Regions from separate parts of the Homo sapiens genome. Here region 2 is linked to region 1. Evidence: chromatin contacts called from ENCODE Hi-C or POLR2A ChIA-PET data. All regions are on one chromosome and are shown on one strand. The core of a region is the stretch at or near the end of the contact, and the rest is flanking DNA. Distances in the headings are between cores, read along the strand shown.

Region 1 (3,387 bases), core at 570-3,069:
GCCAGTATTTCTGTTCTCTAAAATATTTTTTATTTGGCAAATGTAGTTATTTCTTTCTCTTTTTTTGAAGCAAGGTCTCCCTCTGTCTCCCCAACTGGAGTGTAGTGGTGCAATCGTAGCACACTAACCTCAAACTCCTGGGCTCAAGCAACTCTCCCACCTTGGCCTCCCAAAGTACTGGGATTATAGGCGTGAGCCACTGTGCCCGGCCTCCTTAGTAATTTTTAAGAGTGTACAGAGATCCTGAGAACAAAGTGTGTGGCCTCTTCCTCTCTTGGTTAACAGGCTGTTTTGTAGTCAATTCTGCTCTCATTCCCTTCAACTGCAGCTTTGACTCTGGTCTTCTATTTTTGGTTACTTTGTATTGCCTTCTTATTTTAGACAGCTCCCTTTGTATCTCGTCTTAGACTGTTTTGTCATTCCCCTTCCTTCTTAGGCCAGTTCCGTTGAAGCCATATCTTCTTGTGTCATTCAGAGGACCCTAAATTGCAGTCATCTAAGATGAGCCTCTGTTTCTTGTAGAGTAGTAATGTTCAGAGAGACCTGCTACCTCTGGCCCTTGAGGGCAGTTTTCTCCCCTTCAGGCTCTACTCTCTTTTCTCTGGCCCCTTGTTGGTATTTTTTCCATTGCATGGAGAGCCCTCTATCCAGGCTTGACCTTGGCCATCAGACAAGGCAAATGCCTTGTCCTAAGCCTCCCAGTTGGGTGCTGGCAGCTTCCGCTTGTGGATCTATGCCCGTCTAGCTCAGATGTTCATGCCTGGTGAGCATTATCTGGGGTATTTCTGAGCCAGCCTACAGTTGGATCTTCTGCTCAGCTCTTAAAATCTCTGATTAAACCAGAGAATCAAATGTAGTTTACATCGCTTCTTTGAGCGGCCACTCTTAGCACCCTCCCCTTTCTACCACTGTTGAAGATACTTCCTCTAGCAATTAAACACCTGAAAAAGATGATGTGTGTCTTCAGCTAGTGCTCGCTCTCTCTCTCTCTCTCTCTCTCTCTCTCTCTCTCTCTCTCTCTCTCCCTCTCTTTGTTGTATGCTGGAAATTGCAGTCTTTGTTGCTTTGGAGAGAGGAGGATAGAGAAGATGAAACTGGGTTCTGTCTGACCTAGACGATAATTCCTGCCCAAGTGGAAGGCTATCCACTGACAGAGATTGAGTGAAACAAAACTATTTCCTTCCTTCCTTCCTGGGGCTGTCTGCCCCATTCTGGCTCAGAGGGGGCAACATGAATGGTGTGAAATCCAAGAATGTTCTAAATGCATCCCCAGGACAATGTGATTCGTGAACATTCTGACTGGTTCATGGTCTCATCTTGGTCAGGGAGCTGATGCCAGGTTTCATGTCTCTGTGAGACTTCCCGGGAATCTGAAGGGGATGCCGCGAGGGGTGTCAGGTGTGCCTGCTCCGCTTCTACACTCATCCTCGGGTCCTTGGAATCAACATTTGGGGCTTGTTGCAAAATCCATCCCACGTTTTTTCCTCTTTTGTCGAGCCTGGGTAATAGCTGCCTCTGTCTCATGCTTGCCATGCTCCATCAGTAACTATGGTTGCCTTTTGAGTGTCTTCCAAAAAAGCCTTTTCCCTGCCAAAGGAGAGAAAATCAATCCTGTCTGCCTATCCCTAAAAGCTGACATTGTCGGCTGTCACAGAACCATCCTGTGAAACGTGCAGCGAAGGAGAAAGGTTGAAACTCAGGCCTCAGGGCTGTGGTCCCTTTCGAGTCTACCCTCTGGGGCCAGGAAGTTGTGGTGTGGCTCCTGCGTGATGTTTTTGAATGAATGCCTTTGCTTCCTCGCTGGCTTGATGCGACTAACAGAAAAGCCACTTTCAGAATGCCTCGCCTCACCCGGGGCCCAGATATTTACATAGTGGCCTTTCATTCTGCGAACAGTGTGTGCCTCTGCAAATATTTTAGGCCTCCCTGCATGCTTGCGGGCCCCTACGTCCCATTCACCAGCTTTTAAGTTTGTTTTGCAGGCAGGGAGCCACTGAGAGGGAGGCCTGACTCAGAGCACAGGGGGCCCTGCTGTCTGCTGCCGCCGCCTCCTGCCACTGCAGACTTGGCGGGGAAGGAAGCAGTGGGTTTTACAGCTGGTGTTTTTGGTTTAGCAAAAAAAAAAAAAAGGAGTGAAAGAGAAAAGAATTTTTTAAAAAAATACCTCGCACATGTAAAATGACACTAAATGTAAGTATATGTGCAGTATTTTGGGATGATAGAAATTGCGTGTTTTGCATGATTCATCCTCCCTCTTGATGACAGCAAAGGAGGTTTGCACTCAGCCTCTGGTATTTTGGGAGTTTGTTCCAAATGCTCTGAAAAGAGAGAGTGAGAAGGCCCAAGCTCCTCATCCCTTCCTCAGAAGGAGGGTTGTGTCTGGGCTAAATTAGGGCAGCGTGGCATTTGCTTCCTCTCCTCTCATCTGACTGGTAAAGATTTTCATTTTTCTACCAAAAACTGGGTCAGCTGCTCCATGGGTGCAGGGGGAGCAGGATGTGGAGCCAGGAGAGGGCCATGCTTTCCCAAGTCTGACTTGAGCCTAGAAATATGTGCTGGCAGAGCTGGCTGGAAGGCCCGGCCCGGTGCTGACTCCCAGCAGGTGCATCGGGCTTCCGGGACGGGGGCGAGCATCACCAAGGCCAGCGTCCAGCGGCCAGGAACACGCGGTCTTTCTAGGATTCAGCCTCTGCAAGTTACCAAAACATTGTGTGCTGCCTTGAGGCTGACACATACCTTGGCAGGGACGATGAGGCTTCTGCCCAGAGCTGGGAGTCCCCGAGGGTCAGGCTGACCTCCAGGCTGCAGCTTGGCCTGGAGGAGGGACCACACGGTGGGTGTGGTGGCCTCTCGGGGCCAATTCAACTTTCTCTTGAAGCACCAGGGCCTAAGAAGCAGGATGATCCAGAAACCAAGTCCACAGTTAGGGAAAATGGGGAGAGGCTCTCAGCTGCTTCCCAGGCCACTGGCTGGCCGGCCCCAGGAACCCCACCTTCCAACCTAACATTTACTGTGAGAGGGGAGGACTTCCTCACTCCTTGGTCACAGGCAGATTGCAAGTTCGCTGTCGAGGTTAGACAGCCCTCTGTTTAAAAGTGGAATATTATACCTCTGAAATTCAAAACTTCACTTTTCCAAAGCTATGTTAGAAATGCTATGGCAAAATACAGCACTGAGTCCAAAAACTAAAACGATTAATTCCTTCTTGCCTTCGGAGGCATTTATTTACTCAGCTTAAACTCTACATTTGTTTTGTGAGGTTTTCTGTGTATGTGTGTTTTATTCTACAGTAAGATGGTTAGGAAAAATAAGTGACCCCTGCAGATGAATTAGCAATTGGGTAGCACCTAAAAGCTAATATTGGTCCCCAAATCTACTGTTAACAAC
Region 2 (3,387 bases), core at 290-2,789, 120 kb before region 1:
TTGCAGTGAGCCAAGGTCGTGCCAGTATGCTCCAGCCCGGGCAACAAAGTGAGACCCTGTCAAAAAAAAAGAAAAAAGAAAGAAAGAAAAAGGAAAGAAAGAAAGAAATATTTATCACTGCACCAGCCAGGGGAGAGTTCACTTCCGACAAGGTGAGTCTTGAGTCTTTGAGGACTCAGAAAAGGATGATGGTAGTATTTAGGGGAGGAGACAGGTCAGCAAGGTGGAGAGGAGACATCTCATGTCCAAAGGTTTCTTCCACAGATAGGGACACTCCATGTCTGAGTTTATGCTGGGGGAGCTCAGAGAAAGCCAGTCAAGTCAGGTGAGGCTAAATTTGGGAGGATATTGAGTACCAGCCAGGCTGACAAAGCACGTATTTGGACTTTTGTTCTTTGAGTAGAACAGAGCTGGTTGAGGCTTTGAAACAAAGAGACGATGAAGTGATATGTTGGTAGAATCAAACAGATTAGTTAGAGAGTGCAGGCTAGGCTGGAGTCAGGGAGACCACTAATAATTCTGTCTGACAGATCTCAGCTGGATTTTTCTCTCTGACTTTAGTTAAATGCAGTGAGCCTGGATATAGAAACATATATTGTGAAGAGATAGTTGTTGGGGAAGATGGTCAAGGGGGCTGTGAAATTCAGAACAAAATTAGCCAACTTATTTTGTAAATCAGACATACAGCCTAGAATTAACCCAAGTGAAGTTTTGTTTTTGTTTGGTTTCAGTATTGTTACTTCTCACAGCACTCGTCAGTGAAGTGGTGAATGCTTTGCCCTTTCTCGCTGAAGTAAAATGGTTTCCATCTGACCATAACCTTTTAGAACTAGAGAGGATCTTAGGAAAATACGAGCTCAGCTCCCTCTTTTTTACACATAATTTGCAATCTGGAGAGGCTGAGTGACTAACTCAGGGTCACAAAGCTAGTTAGTTTGGGCTAGATCAGTGAGATATCATCTGGTTCCAGGCCTGTTTTGGGTACTGTGTTAAACATTCATGACAACTGCTTTGAGTTACTGAACCCTCAGGAGATAGGAAAAAGATGGTGGAAATTAATTGAGATAAAGGTGGCCCAGGTAGATGTTGAACCACCAGCATTGAACAGATGGCTAGCCTTGGTCACACCCTGCATGAGGTGGAGGTAGATGAGCTTCCCAGATGCTCTTCTTGTGTAGCTCTCCTGAACATGGTAGGTAGGGGTCTTAAGCTTTGGTTTCCGCATGTCTGTGTTCCAGGTACAGGAGCACTGGGAGTGGAGGCAGGGAAGGGCCTTCAGCTCACTATCCTGGGAGAGAGAAGGTGGGTCCTTAGATGATCAGCTGAAATACATGTGAAGTTCCAAGGTTTTTGCACCTGGGCACCAGAAAAATGTTTATGAAACATTACCTATGCTTGTTCTTCCCCCGCTGCTCCAGTGCCTTCTGTTCTCCCCATGTGTTTGCTTTTGATGTTAACTGCCAAGGTGGTGTGGTCATAGACAGCAGGAAGTAATATCTGATATGCAGGTCTCCTGGGGTGGGGGGAGGTGGGTGCCAGGATGGGAAGGGTGGCGGTTTTGGCACATTGTTGTGAGAACTCTGTGCACTTAGAAGCCAACAGGTGCTGTTATAGCAAAGAGAGAGAAGAAGGAGGAGTTGACCGTCTGGTCATACATATAACCAGCATTTTTTATGGTAGCTTTTTACTCTTAAGTTTTTCTAAGGCCACTGCACCATAGGTTAACTCCGAATAAAGTGGGGCTTGTCCTCTGTACTGAATCACACAGCTAGTAAGTATCATGGCCAAGGGCATCTACAAACCTAGGCTTGAGACAGAATGAAAATAGTCCCCAAACCAAGACACAGTATCCGGAGAGCCCAAGGTCCCACAGACGCCTAGGAGGTCCCACCCAGCTTTGCCATGGTAAGGCTTGATCCATTTCCCCATCCTACTTTGAAACTAGATTTTACCATCAGGACTCCCGTTGGGATAACAAAATTCATACTGCTTGTGTAGGACAGGAAACTTGTATTTTTTAAAAAATTTCCTTCTCTTGGGCTTCCAGCGACCCCCCTCCCCTCTGCTTTTCTTGTTAATCCCCATCAGCTGGGCATTCTTCTTAGCATAAAGGATCCCTTGTGAGGCTAAACTGTGAGGGTAGTTTGGTTATAATGGCTTACCTGTAGACCCACTCTTCCACACTCTCTTGTTCAGGATGGAGCAGTACAACAGTGACCAGGAGAACTAGATGTGTGTGGTTCATTTCCCATCCCGTCCCTGGGCAGTGTGTTGGTTGGCATGCAGCCTGAAATATACACCCCCCCAACTGTCTCAACAAGGACAATTTAGCAACAAAACCAGAGGCCCCAAGGAAGAGCATATCTGAGGTTGCTTGGGGATGTCACCAAGGAGAAACAACACTCTTCATCTCTCCCATCTTAACCTTTCTCATCCGTAGACCGATTGAATCTGAATGTCACCCCCATCCTCCCATCCTCCCGAGTTGGTATTTTAATAATCCAAGAGATTCTAACATGCTTTAGCTAATCCGGGATTTAGAAGGGGCAACACCCAAATCAAACCTAGAAGGTTGCAACCAACCTGGGCAGTATTGACCAGGGAGCATTTAGTCTTTTTAAAGATCCTCCTCTCTCTCTTCTGCCTATTAATTCATTCCGATTAATCTGTCATACTGGGTGGTATTTAAAAGGTGACACACATTCGTATTAGTGAGCTGAGGAGAGGAATGTTGCTCCTTTTCTTTCGCCCTTTGTTCTTTCTCATTTCAAATTAGATGACCAATAACCTCCCAGGGAGGCATATACCAAATGGATGTTACATGTGAAGCAAATTGTAAGAGCCAATAAAAAATAAATTCTAATTGTTGATCCAAAGAGTCGCTTTGAATAAAAAAAATTAAAAAATAAAAAAAAAATCACCTACAGCAGTCCAAAATTATAACTGGTTTTTATTTTTATTTTAAAAGGTTCGGCTGAAACTTTAAAAGGTCTATTAATGTTTTCAGAAATTTTCCTTGGTGATGTAACACAGATGTCTTTAGGATATGAATTTAGCTATTTTAATGGTTAAAGCAGTAAATATAGAGGTGTTTTAAAATGTTGCCCCTTTTTGGTGGAGTGGGGGCCAGTTACTTTGCAGGGAACAGGAATAATTCCTTATATTTGAATTTTTTTTTTTTTAACAAAACTTTGTTAACATAGGATTGGTATTTGCTTGAATTTAAAGGAAAGCAGAGCTATAAAATCATATGCTTTTACCTAGAAATGAAAATACATTGACTTAAAACAGATGTCTCTAACAAAGACTGATGCCAGGTTTTAAGATTGTATCTTGTCACCCACAAGTGTGGCACTGCATGCAAATGTGGGGAAGGCCCAAAAGTTG

What was found. Hi-C counts contacts between places; a loop is a spot of excess contacts on that map. ChIA-PET counts read pairs that join two places held with the same protein, here RNA polymerase II (POLR2A). Pooled maps may share reads with other maps.
Region 2: a pooled map shows a loop between it and region 1 (5-fold over the local background). The contact joins two enhancer-like sites. A Hi-C loop is called at or near these places in 2 of 168 maps with a recorded cell type or tissue (heart left ventricle and left cardiac atrium) and 6 of 50 pooled maps. POLR2A ChIA-PET finds 5 or more read pairs at or near these places in 6 of 52 experiments (AG04450, HepG2, MCF 10A and 3 more).

Annotation. Positions count from the first base shown.
Region 1 is chr2:65,299,748-65,303,134 of GRCh38, reverse strand. No RefSeq gene overlaps it. Among named protein-coding and RNA genes, the nearest start is that of ACTR2, 74 kb to the right of the region's middle. RefSeq lists an enhancer at 2,196-2,305. Within about 2 kb of position 1,819, at least 29 of the 41 ENCODE cell types and tissues checked have a DNase peak (open chromatin) inside an H3K27ac peak, as active enhancers do.
Region 2 is chr2:65,415,248-65,418,634 of GRCh38, reverse strand. All of the region lies in intron 1 of SPRED2 (sprouty related EVH1 domain containing 2), which reads left to right. Among named protein-coding and RNA genes, the nearest start is that of SPRED2, 16 kb to the left of the region's middle. Within about 2 kb of position 1,539, at least 6 of the 41 ENCODE cell types and tissues checked have a DNase peak (open chromatin) inside an H3K27ac peak, as active enhancers do.